Regions from separate parts of the Homo sapiens genome. Here region 2 is linked to region 1. A link is a loop called in an ENCODE intact Hi-C map of the cell type or tissue named here. Cell type or tissue: psoas muscle. All regions are shown on one strand. Each heading gives the region's core, and the rest is flanking DNA. Links, peaks and the distances in the headings are about the cores only. Region 1 overlaps ABCC1 (ATP binding cassette subfamily C member 1 (ABCC1 blood group)). Region 2 overlaps ABCC1 (ATP binding cassette subfamily C member 1 (ABCC1 blood group)).

Region 1 (11,293 bases), core at 4,743-7,242:
TCTTTTCCTTCCTTTGCCTCATGCCAGTCTCTAATTAGCTCCAAGATGGCAGGAACAGCAGGTTATTCCAAAAGCACACACTCCAGGTCAGGCGTGGTGGCTCACGCCTGTAATCCCAACACTTTGGGAGGCCGAGGCGGGTGGATCACGAAGTCAAGTGATCGACACCATCCTGGCCAACGTGGTGAAACCCCGTCTCTACTAAAAATACAAAAATTAGCTGGGCATGGTGGCGCGTGCCTGTGGTCCCAGCTACTGGGGAGGCTGAGGCAGGAGAATCGCTTGAACATAGGAGGTAGAAGTTACAGTGAGCCTAGATCGTGCCACTGCACTCCAGCCTGGTGACAGAGCGAGACTCCGCCTCAACAACAGCAAAAAAAAAAAAAAAAAAGTGCACACTCCTCAAAATTCCTAGCAGCAGCACACAGCAGCCAATGTAAACAACTTCCCCAGCCAGAGCAGCAACTGATGGGACAAAGGTAACGCGAGGACAAGCCTAGGGTCCCCCAGGGGAACAGTCACTCTGCAAACACCGTTCCCGGCTCGGCTCCATCCCAGCCTGGCAAAATTTGGAGCCGCCTGTCTTGCTGTTTCCTGCTGATGGGGCCAGCCTGGCATCGGCCCACAGCTCCTGCCCTTGGAGGTCCCATGGGAGCCCCTTGGAGCAACACAGACAAATCAGGCCCTGGGGAAAGGAGGTGCTAGAAAAAAGGCTGGGGCTGATTTAGTGAGGATTTGGTGGGGTAGGAAAGTCACCAAGGGAGAAGCTAGGTGCATGTGGTACCCAGCCCCTGGTTCCCATGGCAACGCATGACTTCTACACAAGCCAGAGGGACCCAGCATCTCTCCCTCCGGGTCCACTGAAGGAAGATGAGGAAGGAGACTGCCACTTACCTCTTTTAAGGCTGTCATAATTTTGGATCTCAGGATGGCTAGGGCACACACTAGGGCTACCAGCCAGAAAGTGAGCATGATCCCTGAAGACTGAACTCCCTTCCTCCTCTCCAGCTGAATTAAAAAGGTAGCAAGCAGCTGAGGAGAGAAGCACAAGACAGGAGTTGTTGGGTTTTTTTTTGAGACAGAGTTTCACTCTTGTCACCCAGGCTGGAGCGCAGTGGTGCAATCTCAGCTCACTTGCAACCTCCGCCTCCCAGGTTCAAGTGATTCTCCTGCCTCAGCTTCCCAAGTAGCTGGGACTACAGGTGCCCGCCACCATGCCTAGCTAATTTTTGTATTTTTAGTAAAGACGGGGTTTCACCACGTTGGCCAGGCTGGTCTCAAACTCCTGACCTCAGGTGATCCACTTGCCTTGGCCTCCCAAGGTGCTGGGATTACAGGTGTGAGCCACTGCTCCCAGCCACACTATTTCTTAATGGACCACGTAATAAATATTTTGGACTTCATGGGCCATAGACTACATCAAAACTACTCAGCTTTGCCACTGCAGTGTGAAAGTGGCCATAGACAAGATGTTAATGAATGGACATGCCTTCATGCCAATAAAACTTTATTTAAAAGAACAGGCAGAGAACCCAGTACAGAAAACAAAACCCACTTGCCCTGATGCTCAACGTTCCCGGGGTCAGCCTCTGCCCCATCGCCCCTGCTCTCTGCCTCGGCCATCTCTGCTCCAGCCACACACAACTCTCAAGTTTTCCCTGTGACCCTCAGGACTTTACATGTGCTTTTCTCCGCAGCTGGTCCTCTGCCCTCAGCCCCTTAAGCTTTTTAACAACTTGCTCATTCTCAGGCTTCACCTCCACCATCCCTCCCTCAGAGAAGCCTGGCTATGCCCCAGACCAAACCAAGCTCCCCTGCCTTCACCCTCACACAGCACTCTGCAGACGTTCAAACACTTTGTGCCTTTTGAGGAATCATTTGTTTAATGTCTGTTTGCACAGCTAGACTATATGGTTGTGTCTCCAACGCTTGATACAGAGTAGGGATAAAAAAAAAAAAATCAGCCAGGTGCAGTGGCTCATGCCTGTAATCCCAGCACTTTGGGAGGCCAAGGCGGGCAGGTCAGGAGTTTGAGACCAGCCTGGCCAACATGGTGAAACCCTATCTCTACTAAAAATACAAAAATTAGCCAGGCGTGGTGGCATACGCCTTTAGTCACAGCTAGCTGGGAAGCTGAGGCAGGAGAATCACTTGAACCTGGGAGGCGGAGGCTACACTGAGCTGAGATCATGCCACTGCATTCCAGCCTGGGCGACAGAGTGAGACGCTATCTCAAAGAAAAAAAAAAAAAACATGTGCTGGCTGCATCCTGTCCCATATTACCAGTGCCTGCATATCCTGGTTCCCTGGGATATAGTCAGAATGTTTCTGACACATTCACAGCTGAGCTGGTGGTCCTCCATTCCATCCCAGAGATCTCAGGTAGATAAAGAGAGGCTGAGGATCTCACAGGCCAGTTCACCTCTTGGCCAGCCCAGCTCAGAGTCCCCTGAGGAGTCAAAAGCCCCAACCCTCAGACTATCACCCCTGTTTCCCCCAGGGTGACAGAGGCATAAATGAACGATCAAAAGACCAGGAACGGCCAGGCACAGTTGCTCACGCCTGTAATACCAGCACTTTGGGAGGCCAAGGCACGTGGATCACCTGAGGCCAGGAGTTTGAGACCAGCCTGGCCAACATGGTGAAACCCCATCTCTACTAAAAATACAAAAATTAGCCAGGTGTGGTGGCGCGTGCCTGTAATCCCAGTTATTGGGGAAGCTGAGGCAGGAGAATCACTTGAACCCGGGAGGCAGAGGTTGCAGTGAGCCAAGATCATGCCATTGCGCCTGGGAAAAAAGAGCGAAACTCTGCCTCAAAGGAAAAAAAAAAAAGACCAGGAACAAGGAATGTTAAGGGAGGATGACCTACTCAAGTCAAAAACAGCTGACCACGTATGGTGGCTCATGCCTGTAATCCCACCACTTTAGGAGGCCAAGGCAGAGGGATCACTTGGGCTCGGGAGTTTAAGACTAGCCTGGGCAACATGGAAAGACCCTGTCTCTATTATAGTGAAATTGAAAAAAAAAAAAAAAAATCCACTCTAATACCCCACTGCCAGAACACAGAGCCCAAGACCCGAATTCAGGACAAAGCAAAGCCCTTTACTCTCTCATTCCCTCCATGCATTTATGGAACGCTTACTGCATGCCAGGCACAGGGCCAGGCTCTGAGGACACAAAGGGGAATCAAACCCAGCAGGAGAGCCAGGCGTAAAGCAGGTGCCAGGCTACACGCTGGGGCCTAGACTGGAAGCTGGCTCTACCACTTACTGACCAGGTGACCTTGGGCCAGTCCTTCTCCTCTCTGTACCACACTTTGCTTACCTTATTTACAACGTAAAAGGGTTAATAAAGGGATTAGGACAGTTCTTGGCAGAGAGTGGACAGCACATATGTGTGCTATATAGAATCATGGTCTGGGCAGGGCATGGTGGCTCACACCTATAATCCTAGCACTTTAGGAGGCCCAGACAGGAGGATCACTTGAGACAAGGAGTTTGAGGCCAGCCTGGGCAACATAGGGAGACCCTGTCTCTACAAAAATAACAAACTGGCCGGGGGTGGTGGCTCATGCCTGTAATCCCAGCACTTTGGGGGGCCTAGGTGGGTGGATCACCTGAGGTCCGGAGTTCGAGACCAGCCTGGCCAACATGGTGAAATCCCATCTCTACTAAAAATACAAAATCAGCCGGGCGTGGTGGCGCATGCCTGTAATCCCAGCCTCTCGGGAGGCTGAGGCAGGAGAATCGCTTGAATCCAGGAGGCAGAGGTTGCGGCAACTCAAGATCACACCATTACATTTCAGCCTGGGCAACAAAGCGAAACTCCATCTCGGGGGGAAAAATAAAAAAATAAATAAATAAAAAATAAATGTAGATGGGCATGTTGGTGCATGCCTACACTCCCAGCTACTTGGGAGGCTGAGGCAGAAGGATCATTTGAGCCCAGGAGTTCAAGCCTGCAGTGAGCTGTGATCTCACGCCAGTGAAGTCCAGCCTGGGCAACAGAGTATGACTCTGACTCTAAAATTTAAAAAATGAAAAATTAATTTAGAAAAATAAAGATTCATGGTCCTTGGCAACCTGGCTCCACGTTGTCTTTCCTGACCCCTCTGTCACATCCACTCTATCCCCCCAACCTTCACACCGTGTTCCTTCACCGAACACCTTGTCCTCCCTGCCTGCATCCTCCCCTTAACCTTCCACCCCTCCCTGGACACACTGTTCACCCTGCTCAGAATGTCCTGCCTTAAACTTGTTCTCTCCTTTTTTTTTTCTTTTTCTTTTTTGAGATGAGGTCTCGCTCTGTCCCCCAGACTGGAGCACAGTGGTGCGATCTCGGCTTACTGCAGCCTCCACTTCCCGGGTTCAAGCAATTCTCCTGCCTCAGCCTCTTGAGTAGCTAGGACTACAGGCGTGTGCCACCACGCCGGCTAATTTTTTTATTTTTAGTAGAGACGGGGTTTTGCCATGTTGGCTATACTGGTCTCAAATTCCCGACCTCAAGTGATTCTCCCGCCTCAGCCTCCCAAAGTGCTGGGATTACAGGCATGAGCCACGATGCCCAGCCTCCCTCCTCTTTTTACAATACTCAAGGGCTACACTCTCCGAGAACTCTCTGTTCAGGGCTCAGAAGCTGCAGGTTGCAGGGGCTAAAAGCATGGCATCTGGGGTCCCACCCCTGACTCGGCTGCACATTAGTGGTGTGATCTTGAGCAGGACACTTAACCTCTCTTGCCTGGTTTCCTCACCTGTAAGATGGGAACAAAGCAGGACCCATCTCACAGGGTTGTTGTGAAAATTCAATGAATTTCAAGACACGTGAAACACCAAGAATACTGCCAGGTACATACATAGTAAGTGCTCAATACACACCAGCTGTAATTAATAAAGTTGTTTCCTTGTCTCTGTCACTCACTAAGTTGTGTATCCCCCGGGACAGAGCAGTTTCCTATTTAGCTTAGCAACCCACCCCCTATGCCAGATAGTGAAAACTCAAGGCCATTAGACCCCAGGCAGTTAGTATATAAGTGACCAAAGTAGCCAATGCAAGAGCAAAGTGTGGCAAACGCAACAAAAGGGGGCATCTGCCACTCAATCAGTGGCAGGGAAGACAATAGGGCATGGTGGGGACTGTGGCAAACTGGACAACACATGCCCCATCCAAAGACTGCAGCTGGGGCTGGGAACAGTGGCTCATGCTTATAATGCCAGTGCTCTGGAAGGATCACTTGAGGCCAGGAGTCTAAGACCAGCCTAGACAACACAGTGAGATCCCATTTCTACAGAAAAATTTAAAATTAGCCAAAAATAAGCTGGGCGTGGTGACACACACCTGTAGTCCCAACTACTCAGAAGTCTGAGGTAGGAGGATTGCTTGAGGCCAGAAGTTTGAGGCTGCAGTGAACTATGATGGTACCATAGCACTCCAGCCTGGATGAAAGCGAGATCTCATGTCTTTAAAAAAAAAAAAAAAAAAAAAAAGGCTACATTTAATTTATATCCCAGCTCCAGCTGATCATTGCCTTAAAAAACTATGATTCTAGTCTTACGAGTTATTACTTTTGGTCTCCACTGAGCCCAGCAGATGGCCCAGGGGTCACAGCCAGCTCCTACTTACCATGGTGATGCCCAAGAGAGTTGGGCTGACCAGAAACACTGGGGCCAGGAATATGCCCCGACTTCTTTCCCAGAAAGAGTAGAAGAGGTCTGCCCAGCAGACGATCCACAGCAAAAATCCCAAGGCCTGGAAGAGAAGCACATACATATCCTACAACAGACCGCCCTGGAACCTCCCCCAGGGCCTGCACGAACAGCTCAGCCCCAGGGATAGGAGAACCAGCCAGCCTTCAAATGATCAGCCACAGTCCTAGGACATGGCACATATCCACTGGAATAAGGACAAGTCCTCGGTATGGTGAGCTGGCATCCAGGCCGGCACGTGATGGTCTGTAATCAGCCTGCTACGCCCCACTACCTCCAACAGGACTGTTTGTCTGGTCACCATGCTCCCCGGTGCCTGAACACTCAAGAGCTCAGCTCACAGCTCATCTCTAGCTGCAACTCCGGCGCACTGCACAAGAAAGCCCTCCACGACAACCATTCATTCAACCAGTATTTACTGAGAGCCCTCTACGGGTGGGATATGTTTCAAGGTGCATCCATTCTCAAATGATTCAGAAAAAATAAATTATAGCATGCATACAGAGAGAGAGAACAAAAGCTCATGATAAAACAAATGTAGCAAAAGATTAAAAAATCAGTGAATACAGGCCAGATTCATGCCTGTAATACCAGCACTTTGGGAGGCCGAGGCAGGAGGATCACTGGAAGCCAGGAGTTTGACAACAGCCTGGGCAACAAGGCGAGACCCTGTCTCTACAAAAAATTGTTTTAAATTAGCCAGGCATGGTGGTGTATGCCTGCAGTCCCAGCTACCAGCTACTCAAAAAGCTGAGGCAGGAGGATGGCTTGAGCCAGGAGTTCAAGGTTGCAGTATGCTGTGATCATACCATTGCACTCCAGCCTGGGCAAAAGAGCAACACCTTGTGTCAAAAAAAAACAAAAAACAACAACAAAAAAAAAAAAAACAGGAAACAGTGACTATGAGTGATGGATAGAGAAAATCAGGCAGCAGTTCCTGGTATCATCGCAACTTTTTTTTTTTTTTTTTTTTTTTGAGAAGGAGTCTCGCTCTGTTGCACAGGCTAGAGTGCAGTGGCACTATCTCAGTTCACTGCAACCTCTGCCTCCTGGGTTCAAGGGATCCTCCCACCTCAGCCTCCCAAGTTGCTAAGATTACAGGCACATGCCACCACACCCAGCTCATTTTTGTATTTTTAGTAGAGACAGGTTCACCATGTTGGTCAGGCTGGTCTCAAACTCCTGACCTGCCCGCCTTGGCCTCCCAAAGTGCTGGGATTACAGGCGTGAGCCACCACGCCTGGCCCATTATTGCAATTTTCCTGTAGCTTTAAATTATTTCAAAATAAAAGCCAACTTAAAAAAAAAATTAGGGGCCAGGCGTGGTGGTTCACACTGAGCATCCCAGTACTTTGGGAGACCAAGGCAGGAGGACTGCTTGAGGCCAGGTGTTCAAGACCAGCCCGGGCAACACAGCAAGTCCCCCCTCTCTACAAAAAATAAATTAAAAATTGGCCAGAAAAAATCTATATAAATATATTTAATTAAATAAAAAGGAGATCGGCTCAGTAAGAGGGGAAGAGCTGATAATCTCCCAGGAATGCCTTGAGAACAAGCCTATCATTCCTATTGCATAAACAGGGAAACTGAGGCTTGGGGAGGTTAAAAAATTTGCTCGAGGCCAAATACTAAGCGGCAGAGCAAAGATTTGTACCCATGTTTGTCTCCAGAGCTCCAGTTTTCACCTCCCACATTATTCTTCTGCCTTCTAGAAGAAGGAACTTAGGGTCAACTAAGTAGAAGAGAAATGTCAGTTATCACCAACCACCACTCCCCGTCCAGGTGCACCTTCCCACCCCCCACAACGAAACCCCCCAGTGACTTACAGTTTTGGTTTTGTTGAGAGGTGTCATCTGAATGTAGCCTCGGTCATGTCGGGAGAGATAGAGGAAGTAGAAGGGGAAACAGGCCCAGAGGTAAAAACAAGGCACCCACACGAGGACCGTGTTCTGAAAGCACTTGGTGAAGTCGGGGTTGCTGGTATTCCACGTGACATTCCAGTCCTGCGAACACAAACACAGGCGAGGGGTCAGCAGGACACACCCCAGAGGACAGGAGCTCGCCTGGAGCATGAAACCAGCTGCCACGGGGTTTGAAGAAACAGACAAGGCTCCTATATATCCAAGGACCTTTCAGGATGAACACGCAAACTAAAAAGATCAGTAGCCAGAAAGACTAAGAAATGAGGAACAAGGGATAAAGGTATGTGGTGTCTTCTGCACTCCCACCTGAGCAACAGAGACCCTGTCTCAAAATAAATAAATAAAAATAAAGCTCTCTTAACAGGAGCATACAGGTCAGGTGCAGTGGCTCATGCCTGTAATCCCAGCACTTTGGGAGGCCAAGTGGGCAGACCACTTTAGGCTGGGAGTTCGAGACCAGCCTAGGCAAGATAGTGAGATGCTGCCTCTATGAAAAACACAAAAAGTGGCTGAGCATGGAGCGTGCCTGTATTCCCAGCCACTCAGGCGGCTGAAGTGGGAGGAGTGCCTGAGCCTGGAAGGCGGAAGTTGCAACGAGCTGAGATCATGCCACTGTACTACACCCTGGGCAACAGAGCGAGACCCTGTCTCTCACACACACACACACACACACACACACACAACAGTGCATACACACAAAAAAACCCACCAACAACAAAAAGGTATGTAGCATCTCATCTCACATTAACAGTCCCCAGAACCTGTGGCAAGTCCCACTGTAGTACGAAAGATGGAGAGAGCCATTTAAAGGAACCCTGAAGGATATTCTCTTATAACCGAAGAGCCCTGTGTCATCTAGATCACTCTGACCTTGTGAACTGAGGACTTTCTAATCATCTTCATTCATCATCATCACCTTCCCCACTATGACCATCACCACCACCAATATCACTGCCAACACCATCACCACCATCACCACCATCATCATCACCATCGCCACCATCACCACCACCATCACCGCCACCGCCACCGCCACCGCCACCGCCACCACCACGGATAACAACCAAACTGCAGTTCTGTATGCCAGGCTTTATTCTAAGTACCTCATGTGTATTATCTCCTTTCATTCTGTAATTATTTTTATCATCTCCTTTTTCAGATGTGAAACTCAGGCACAGAAGGGTTAAATACTGTGTCCAGTATCACACAGCTGGTAAGCTCTGGAGCTGAATTCAAACTCGGGCAATGTTGTTCAAGTCTGCATTTTGCCACTGAGCTGTCCAGCCTTGGAAACAAATTTTGTTTCAATTACTTTTACTTAAAAAAAAAAAGCCTGTATTTTGCTAAAGAGCCATGCCAAATAGACAAATTCATAGATACATACATAAATAGATCAGATGTACCTGCCCAAGAATAAACCTCCACCATCAGCTGTTCTGTAATGAAGAATTTAAATTTTTCTTTTTTTTTTCTTTTTTTGAAATGAGGTCTTGCTCTGTTGCCCAGGCTGAAGTGTGGTGGTAAGATCACAGCTTCCTGTGCCTTGAACTTTTGGGCTCAAGCAGTCCTCCCACCTCTGCCTCCCAAGCAGCTATACTACAGGTGTGCACCACCATGCCCAGCTGAAGAATTTAAATTTAATTCAAGCCATAATCTGGCAACTGACTAAATAACTTTGGGAAAACTTACTACCCTTTTTGGGGTCTCAATTTCCTATCTCCACCACAATTCAATCGGATAAAATAAGAAGTACAAAATAGGTTTCCCCACCCACAGTTTGGCCCATAGATGGCTTGTTGTTATTGCTGTTGTTTTAGGCATACTTTTTGTTTTTAAAAAAATTAGATTAGATCCCAACATTTAAAATTTGATTTCCGGCTTTTTATTTTTATTTTTTTTTTTCTTGACAGAGTCTTGCTTTGTCACCCAGACTGGAATGCAGTGGCATGATCTCAGCTCACTGCAATCTCTGCTTCTCGGGTTCAAGCGATCTCGGCTCACTGCAATCTCTGCTTCCCGGGTTCAAGTGATTCTCCTGCCTCAACCTCCTAAATAGCTGGGACTGCGGTCACCCCGCTTGGCTAATTTTTTTTGAATTTTTAGTAAAGACAAGGTTTTACCATATTGGCCAGTCTAGTCTCGAAGTCCTAAACCTCAGGTGATCTGCCAACCTCAGTCTCCCAAAGTGTTGGAATGACAGGCGTGAGCCACCACGCCCGGTCTCTGGCATAACTTTAAAAATCAGAAAATCTTCTGGGCGCAGTGGCTCACGCCTGTCATCCCAGCACTTTGGGAGGCCGAGGCAGGAGGATCACGAGGTCAGGAGATCAAGACCATCCTGGCCAACATGGTAAAACCTCATCTCTACTAAAGTACAAAAAACTAGCCAGGCATGGTGGCGCATGCCTGTAGTCTCAGCTACTTGGGAGGCTGAGGCAGGGGAATCACTTGAACCCAGGAGGCGGAGGTTGCAGTGAGCCAATATCATGCCACTGCACTCCAGCCTGGCAACAGAGCAAGACTGTGTCTCAAAAAAAAAAAAAAAAATCAGAAAATCTGGTGGTGCTGGGCCCCATTCCTGTTACATGACCATCAGTAGGAGCTGGGAGGGGCCAATCTTTAGATTAGGCCCAGTTGTCCATTTGGCTGCGGTCCCCAAAAAGCCCACTTCTCCCACAGCCTTCCCATCCTACTGGCCTATGCACCCTCCAAATAGCTCTGATTCCAACAGCCCTCCCACGATCACCTGAGACCCCCATGGAGTGTCAAGGAACCCAGACCCTTACAGCTCCACAGAGCTTTAAAGCCATATCAAAAAAAAAAAAAAGTTAAAAATGAGAAATGAGGGAAATAAGATCACTTCACTTAAAAAAAAAAGTGTCAATCTGATCAAAATATACATGTTCCAATAATTAAAGAGATCTAGTTATTAGGTTGGGCGCGGTGGCTCATGCCTGTAATCCCAGCACTTTGGGAGGCCTAGGCAGGCAGTCAGGAGTCTGAGACAAGCCCGGCCAACATGGCAAGAACCCCCCATAAAAACATAATTTTTATATTTTACTAAAAACATAAAAATTAGCCGGGCAGGGTAGTGCACGTCTGTAATCCCAGCTAGTAGGGAGGCTCAGGCAGGAGAATCACCTGAACCCGGGAGGCAAAGGTTGCAGTGAGCTGAGACTGCACCACTGCACTCCAGCCTGGGCAACACAGTCTCCATCTCAAAAAAAAAAAAAAAAAAAGTAAACCTTACAAGGCCAACACATACAAAGAGATTTAGCCAGGAAACATCAAGACACAAACCCTAAAAAGGACAAAGTTCACGTCTTTTTGGCCTGGCGTATTTGGAACACAGCCTTGTAAAGAAGAAGTTGATCGTGGAGAAGGCATGACATCTCAAAGACTGATTATTTTAATTGATTTCATACTACTGTTAATTCCTGAGGTGATGGCTGAAAAAAGGATTAAACTGTTGGTGGTCATTATATACAGAACAGCTTCTGAGCAGTTGCCAGTAAAAGCTCATTCCAAAGGAATGTGCCCTGCTAGAAAGAAAACGATACCAAGACTTGACATATGCAGTTATGTATACAAGAGACATAGTTCCAATGTTAAACATTTAATTGACCTGATCCTAGCCCCAAATTATTCCTTGCCAGGACTATGCAAC
Region 2 (8,567 bases), core at 4,243-6,742, 50 kb before region 1:
ATCTCTAAACAAGTAATTTTTAAAAAAGTACCTCTCCAAAGTCAACCTATTTTTCAGTGTAGAAGTCAAAGTGCTGACTCAGATCCCAAGGCCCAGCTGATTTGTAAAGTCCCTTCCCTGTACCTCATTTGGCGTCATCTGTCACTCTCCCCTCACTCCCACTGTTTCAGCCTCCATGGTTATCCCACCTATGAATGGGCACAGTAATGCCCCAGGGCCTTTGCACATGCTCTTGCTACTCCCTGGTTGGCCTCTTTACCTCCATCAAGTCTTTCCTCAAGTGTCACCTTCTCAGTGAGCTTGGACCACCCTACTTAAAACTGCAAGCCGCCCTTATTCCAAAGATCTGACTCTTTTCTTTCTATAGCACTTAGGATGGCTTTCTCTAGCACTAGGATTTATTTATTGTGCCTATTTTTCCTTGTCTGTTTCTCTCCGTGAAAAATGAATGTTCCATGACTGGAGATTATTACCTGTAGTATGCACTGCTGTATTGTCAGAGCCTAGGACAGAGCCCAGATCATGGTGCTCAGTGAATGTCTGCTGGATAGATAATGGATGGGTGGGAGTGGATAAATGGGTGGGGACGGGGTAGGTGAATTTGCCTGAGGGCAGAAGAGCACATCACAGGTGTCTCTTCAGCAGTGAAGCAAACCAGGCCTCAGGCATCTCACCACCAAAACGTACCAGCCCCCTTGGTGAGCCAAGTACCAATCGATGCCGGCTGCTGGCAGCACAGGGCACACACAGAGAGGGGACAGGACAACATCATGCGGCCCCTTTCAGGTCCATGGTCCTGGCTTCTCCAGAAGGAGGAGGTCATCTAGCCATCCACCCCTCAGGTGGTAACTGAGCACCCATCATGCGCTGGGGACTGAGGTGGGCTTGGCAACCCTGAGACGCACAGTCTAGTGGAAGCACAGGCTTTAACAGGTTCCCTGCAGGCAGTGTTTGGAAATCCGAAGAGGCTGGTAGGACGGGCACAATGACTGGGGCTCCAGGCAGCAGGAGACTGGAGTTCGCCTTGTAATAGGCGAGGGTCTAGGGTGCAAAAGCCCTTCATACACAGTGAGGAGCACCTGTCCCCTAGGTGCCTTTTCTGAGAAACGTGGAAAACCAATGAATGGAACCCCTACACTCCAGCCCACTCCCTAAAAATCCTGATGCCCTGTGTGCAGTTACCTGCTCTTCCTGCCTACCTGGCATCTATTACTCTGTTTATGGCAACATGCAATTTTCTCTGGGGGAACTGAACTTCTCCCAGTGTCAACCTATGAGCTTCAGCCACAGATGAACCTCCTCCCTCACCCCCTACCTTGGCCCCAAGCCCTGAAAGACATGACCTAGCCCTGGCTGACCCAAGCATCCTATCTCCCTGGCCTCAGTGACTGGCTCAGGAAGAAGCATGTGATCGACCACAACCAATGAGACTCAATCCCATAGCTTTGCAGGAAATATTAGGGGAAAAGAGTAAGACTCTCTGTTCACAGGGGTTGCTGAGGTGACAGGATGATCAGGAAACTACCAGCTAATAAAGAAACCACCATCAAGAAAGCAGAGCTGAGAGTCAGAGACGTTGTTATTCCCAACATTATCTTGGGAACTCCTAGATCCAGCCATGCCTGGAACCCCATTCATGCTTAAAAGTCTTTTTCTAGACTTTTTAGTTTTGTGACTCAAAAATCCCCCTCTTCTCTTACTCTAGTTGATTTAAGCTAGGTTTCTGTTATTTGCAAGACAGTTCCTAATTAATATGATTTATTTCAACCTCTCATTCATTCATGTATTTATTCATTTACCTACATACATTTACAGAGCATGAACTATTTGCCAAGGTCCCTATGCTTTGCTGGTACAAGCACAAAATGACAAGGTCTGACTGGGCATGGTAGCTCACACCTGCAATCCCAGCACTTTGGGAGGCCGAGGTGGGCGGATCACTTGAGGTCAGGAGTTTGAGACCAGCCTGGCCAACATGGTGAAACCCCATCTCTACTAAAAAGACAAAAAATTAGCCAGGTGTGGTGGCGCACACCTGTAATCCCAGCTCTTCGGGAGGCTGAGGCAGGAGAATCAGCTGAACCTGGGAGGTGGAGGTTGCAGTGAGCTGTGATTGTGCCACTGCACTCCAGCCTGGGCGGCAGAATGAGACTCCGTCTCAAAAATACAGAAATGTATAAATATATAAATAAATAAAATGACATGGTCGTGGCAGTGTCTCCATGGGCCCTAGGATATGATCAGCAGAGAACTACAGGACAGATCATTACCATAGAGAATGATGAATTATTCTAACAAAGGGAGATTCAGGGTAAACAGAAGGCAAGAAGCTCACAAATCATCCAAGACAGAAAATGTTAAATATTGACGGCTGCCTGGCGATGCTATTTTAGGAAAGTGCATTAGGTGGACGTGGTAAATGCCAGGTTTGCCATTCCAGAAAAACAGTCCCATCAGTCCCTGGATGGCATCCCTGGCCTTCCCCGGCCTCTGTGTTCCATCACACCTACCGCTGGGTAAACACCTCATCGTCTTTGAAGCACAGGAATGCACACCAGTGGAAAAAACACTCAGGCACCTTCCAGGGGAACTAAAGGCCACATATTTTATCCTAATGTAGTCAGAGGCTTCGATGCCTCGGCCAGGACAAGGTCTCCCCAGCTGACACCCAGGCCCATCTGTTTCTTGCCAAACAGCTCAACAAACTCTGTCTCTGGAAACTCCGGGAAACTAAATGGCAAGAAAGCTCAAGAAAAGGTTAAGTAAAGCCGGTAGCCGGGCTCAGTATTTCACATCTGTAATCCCAGCTACTCCAGAGGCTGAAGCAGGAGGATCGCTTTAGCTCAGGAGTTGGAGGTTGCAGTGAGCTGTGATCAAGCCACTGTACTCCAGCCTGGACAGCAAAACAAGACCCTGTCTCTTTAAAAAAGAAAGAAAGAAAGAAAAAAGAGAAGAAAAGCCAGTCCTGCTCTTAAGCATCTTCTGCTGTGGTTTCCTAATGGGGAACAGGGCAGGAAGTGATAAGCAAAGTTTGGTGACAGCCTGGAAACTGTGGGTTTTGCCAACGAATCCAATGTGCAGAGCAAAAAGCTGTGAGAACACGCTGCCCATCCCCTCCTAAGCGGGACACAAGGCACAGACCAAACCTCATCACCAGCGCCCTCTGGCTTGTATCTTTTCCTCTGAGACAAGACCTTTCAAAATGCCATCAAGGCCAGGTGCAGTGGCTCATACCTACAATCCCAGCACTTTGGGAGACAGAGGCAGGCGGACTGCTCGAGCTCAGGAGTTTGAAAACATCCTGGGCAACAAAGTGAGACCCTGTCTCTGCAAAATTACAGAAATTAGCTGGGCATGGTGGTGCATGCTTGTAGTCCCAGCTGCCTGGGAGGCTGAGGTTGGAGGATTACTTGAGCCTGGGAGGCAGAGGTTGCAGTGAGCCAAGATCATGTCACTGCACTCCAGCTTGGGCGGCAGTGTGAGACCCCATCTCAAAAAAAAAAAAAAAAAAAGAAAAAAAGAAAAAAAAAGCCATTTTGTATGTATTTATGTATGACTCTTACTATCACTTGTATAAAAGTAAAGTAAACAGAATCAAGTAACCATAACTACATGTATGACATGTATCCACCATTACAGTGATACAGACGTGGACTCTGGAAAAACACACAAGAAACATGGAGAGAGGGAAGCAAGGTGACTGGTGTTAGGAGGAAGGGCTTGGGCCTTTCACTATTGACTGTGGTTCTCAACTGGGAGAATTCTGTCCCCCAAGGGGACACTTCGCAATGCCTGGAGCCATTTTCTATTGTCACCACTGGGAAGAAGAGGGAGAGGTACGACTTAGCATCTGGCAGGTAGAGGCCACAGATGCTGGGAAACATCCTGCAATGTGCAGTCCAGGCCCTACAACACAGGGACAAAGGATGACCTGTTGGCGAATGTCAGCAGGCTGAGGTGGCCACGTGCGAAGTCCGGCTGTATGAATACCATCTGGTGCAGCTTTAATTATGTTTCACCATATGCAAATACATTACTTCCTACTTTATAAAGTAAGACCCACCGGGCATGGCGGCTCACACCTGTAATCCCAGCACTTTAGGAGGCCGAGGTGGGTGGACCACTAGAGGCCAGGAGTTTGAGACCAGCCTGGCCAACACGGCTAAACCCCATCTCTACTAAAAATACAAAAAATTGGCTTGGCATGGTGGCGTGCGCCTGTACTCCCAGCTACTCGGACGCTGAGGCAGGAGAATTGCTTGAACCCTGGTGAAACCCCGTCTCTACTAAAAATACAAAACTTAGCTGGGCATGGTAGTAGGCGCCTGTAATCCCAGCTACTCAGGAGGCTGAGGCAGGAGAATCGCTTGAACCCAAGAGGCAGAGATTGCAGTGAGCTGAGATCGTGCCAATGCACTCCAGCCTGGCGAGAGAGCAAGACTCCTTCTCAAAAAAAAAGGAGAGTCCAGGCGCGGTGGCTCACGCTTGTAATCCCAGCACGTTGGGAGATCAAGGCAGGTAGATCACTTGAGGTCAGGAGTTCGAGACCAGCCTGGCGAACATGACAAAAACCCATCTCTACTAAAAATATTAAAATTAACAAGGCATGGTAGTGCATGTTTGTAATCCCAGCTAGTCGGGGGACTGAGGCAGGAGAATTGCTTGAACTGGGAGATGGAGGTTGCAGTGAGCTGAGATGGCACCACTGCACTTCAGCCTGGGTGACAGAGTGAGACTCAGTCCCAAAAAAAACAAAAAAAGAGAGAGTTCATCAACGCACCCCGGTAAAGTCAAGGTATTGGAGTGTAAGAAGAATGCAATGTACAAGGCAGAATGCAGGGGCATTGGAGCTGGAAGTGATCTTAGGGAACATGGAGTTACAGAAGGGCAACAAGATGTCATTTCTTGCTCAACTCTAGGCCACTGGCACCAGTCACCTGGAGGGCTGCTTGAACATAACTCAGTGGGAAAGAACCCCATGAGTGACTGTGGGTGTCTGCTGTGGGCATGAGGAAGGAGGACAGGGCCCAGTATTTGACATGCTTGGAATCTAACCCCTTCATTTTCCATGTGACAAAATCTAGAGCCAGCGAGGTGAGATGACCAGCTTTGGGGTCACACTGTGAGCTGGCAGTAGAATGTGGCAGGTGTCCTGATTCTCAGAAGAACATTCCAGTCCTCTAAGCCAGGGGCTGGCCAACAAGGATGGCTCAGGTCCACATTTGGCCCACACCTGTTTACATACGGCCCATGAGCTCAGCATTGATTTCATTTTTTTTATTTTTTTTGAGACAGAGTCTTGTTCTGTTGCCCAGGCTTAGAGTGCAGTGGCGTGACCTCAGCTCGCTGCGATCTCCGCCTCCCGGGTTCAAACGATTCCCGTACCTCAGCCTCCCAAAAAGCTTGGATGACCAGCATGCTCCACCACACCTGGCTAATTTTTTTTTGTGGGGGGCTGGGAGGGGGTGGGGGGGCAGCAGCAGGAAAGGGTCTCACTCTGTTGCCCAGCCAGGAGTGTGTGGCATGATCTTGGCTCACTGCAACTTCTGCCTCCTGGGTTGAAGCGATCCTCCTGCCTCAGCCTCCCGAGTAGCTATGACCACAGGTGCGCACCACCACTTCCAGCTAATTTTTGTATTTTTAGTATAGACGGGGTTTCACCACGTTGGCTAGGCTGGTCTCAATCTGCTAGCCTCAAGCAACCCGCCCGCCTCGGCCTCCCAAAGTGCTGAGATTACAGGCATGAGCCCCTGCGCCCAGCCAGATTTCATATTTTTTAAAAGTTAAAAAAATCAAAACAATATTACATGACACATGCAAATTCTATAAAATTCAAATTTTGGTGTCTCTAAATACTTTTTTACAGGAACACAGCCACACCCATCGATTTCCATATTATCTAAGGCTGTTTTTGCACTACGCTGGAAGAGACTGGTATTTGTGACAGAGACTGTATGGCCCGGAATTCCGAAAGTATTTACAGAAAAAGTTTCTTTACTCCTACTTTCTGCCAGTCTCTCTCGAAATTTAATGTGCATACACACCACCTAGAGAACTAGTTACAACTCAGATTCCGTTTCAGTGGATCTGGGCTGAGGCCTGAAATTCTGCACCGTTAACAAGCACCAGGTGATGCCATGGCTGCTGGTCCACGGACCAGACTTTAGGCAGTGAGGATCCACTCCGGTGTCTCTACATGTCAACCTGAACCAGAAGCAGCAGCACCTAGGGATATGTTAGGAAAGCAAATACTCAGGCCCCAACCAGACCTACTAAAACTGAAAATTTGGGTGGGGCCCAGAAAGCTGAGTTTTATAGTAACAAGCTAACAGCCAGCACTGTGGCTCATGCCTGTAATCCCAGCACTTTCGGAGGCCAAGGCGGGTAGATCTCCTGAGGTCAGGAGTTCGAGACCAGCCTGGCCAACATGGTGAAACACCATCTCTACACTAAAGATATTTTAAAAATTAGCTGAGCATGGTTGCTGCATGCCTGTAATCCCAGCTACTCAGAGGCTGAGGTGGAAGAATCGCTTGAACCCGGGAGGCAGAGATTGCAGTGAGCCAAGATAGTGCCATAGCAATCCAACCTGGGTGACAGACTGGGACTTCATCTCAATAAATGAATAAATAATAAAATATAATAACAAGCTCTCCAGGTGATTCTGATGCAGGCTTGAATTTGAACACCATCTCTCCTGCAGTTCCAGACCCTGAGAGAAGTAAGGCAAGACTAAGAAAATTCAGTGGGAGCATGAACACGCTTTCGCAAATGCTGAAACAGCTGGAGCTTCCTTAGACATTCCACCTGAAACTCAACAAAGATGAAGCAGATGGTAGTTTAACAGAAAAGTTCATATTCATAAACATGTTTAACTCTGCTTCACAGAAACTTGCCAGAAAAACATATAATTTGCCAACCTGACCAAGAAGGAATAGTTGTAATGAGCACAACATTACAAAAAGAATGACACAGTTAATAAAAAGACAGAAAGAAAAAACAAACATGGGGCATGATCTGAAGTCATCCTTCACCATTAACTGTTTTTAACTGTGCTTAAAAAGGGAATTTCCAAAGTCCATCTCTGTATGGTCTCCTGATTTGCGGCCAACTTTGCAAATTGTAAGTTGCACTGTTGTCTTTAAACTTTTCAAAGCCAGCTAGGCAGGGATAGACCCATTACCATACCCCAGGACAGGTACCAGAACTTTCAGTGTAGCATGGATCATAACAGCAAAAAAAACAGGGAACAACCTGTTTTTGCAAGGAATGGGAGAAAGGGTAATTCCAGCAGGGCGCATCTGCACGTCAGACAAGCATCCATCATGAACACAAATGAAACAAGCTGGGAGTGGTAGCAGTGCACCTGGAGTCCCAGCTACTTAGGAAACTAAAGCAGGAGGATTGCTTGGGCCCAGGAGTTCAAGGCTGCAGTGAGCTATGATCGCACCACAGTACTCCAGCCTGGGGGACAGAGCGAGACCCCATTTCAAAACAAAACCCCCCAAAAAACTAAAATGAAGTAGACCAGAATGAACGAACCAAGACTATATATTGTTAACCAAAGAAAAGAGAACACTATGTACAGTATGATTCCATTTATATCTGTCAAAGTATTTTTAAATACCTATATGCTTGTCCATTTTTCTCTAAAAGCGTACACGAAACTGTCACTTTAGAAGGGAGGAACTGATGGAAGAGAGGACAATATACTTTTCATTTTATATCTTTCTGTATTTTTTTTTTTTTACAATGGATGACAATATTTGTTCAGCACCTGCTATGCACTGTTTTATATACTGAGGATACAGCAGTCAAGAGAAACGACAAAAATGCCCATCTGGAGCTGACATCCTAGTGGGGGAAAAGCAGACAATAAAATAAGTACATTTTATTTTACTTATTTTTTTTTTTTTTTACTTTTTTGAGACAGGGTCTTGCTGTGTTGCCCAGGCTGGAGTGCCGTGGCTCGATCTCGGCTCACTGCAACCTCAGCCTCCCAGGTTCAAGGGATTCTCATGTCTCGGCCTCCTGAGTAGCTGGGAATATAGGCATGCACCACCATGCCCAGCTTTTTTTTTCTTTCTTTTTTTTTTTTTTTTTTAAGCAGTAACAGGGTTTCACCAGGTTGGCCAGGCTGGTCTCGAGCTCCTGGCCTCAAGTGATCTACCCACCTTGGACTCCCAAAGGGCTGGGATTACAGGCACAAGCCACCGCACCCAGCCCAAAATAAGTAAATTTTAGAGTGTGTTTAGACCATGCCACTTGACATGTGGCCTATGAGACACTGACAATCCACACTTTGTGACCAGTTGGTGACAAAATAAGGACGCAGCACCACAATGTAGATCAACTATGGCACCAAGCGTGCCGTTCGACTCAGCTCGCACTTTTTGTCTTGCAAGGCTATCTTAATGCAGGAAGCAGGGGGCACTGGTTTACATTCTGGCACAAGCTCCTTATATCACAGTAAATAGATAACGAACGGTTCCTACACAGGTTGGCTAGAAGCTGCTAAGTGTGAATAAAACAAAGGAGAATGGAGAAGATGGCAAATGTTTAAACCA

The links. A loop is a pair of places that touch in the nucleus more often than their neighbours do. Peaks named below come from ENCODE experiments on the same cell type or tissue, not always from the same donor. Only the 100,000 strongest peaks of a DNase experiment are listed, where the experiment ranks them.
Region 2: it touches region 1 in a loop (2.2-fold over the local background); 5 of 110 quality-filtered maps call a loop at or near these places.

What each region holds. Positions count from the first base shown.
Region 1 is chr16:16,004,230-16,015,522 of GRCh38, reverse strand. It overlaps ABCC1 (ATP binding cassette subfamily C member 1 (ABCC1 blood group)), which reads right to left. Exons shown (of 31, transcript NM_004996.4): 2 at 7,531-7,707; 3 at 5,622-5,747; 4 at 895-1,032. Among named protein-coding and RNA genes, the nearest start is that of ABCC1, 60 kb to the right of the region's middle. In psoas muscle, for the core only: no CTCF peak of the experiment used is centred there; a DNase peak (open chromatin) is centred at 5,952; H3K27ac peaks cover 1,716 bases.
Region 2 is chr16:16,056,718-16,065,284 of GRCh38, reverse strand. All of the region lies in intron 12 of ABCC1 (ATP binding cassette subfamily C member 1 (ABCC1 blood group)), which reads right to left. Among named protein-coding and RNA genes, the nearest start is that of ABCC1, 110 kb to the right of the region's middle. In psoas muscle, for the core only: no CTCF peak of the experiment used is centred there; a DNase peak (open chromatin) is centred at 5,214; H3K27ac peaks cover 2,261 bases.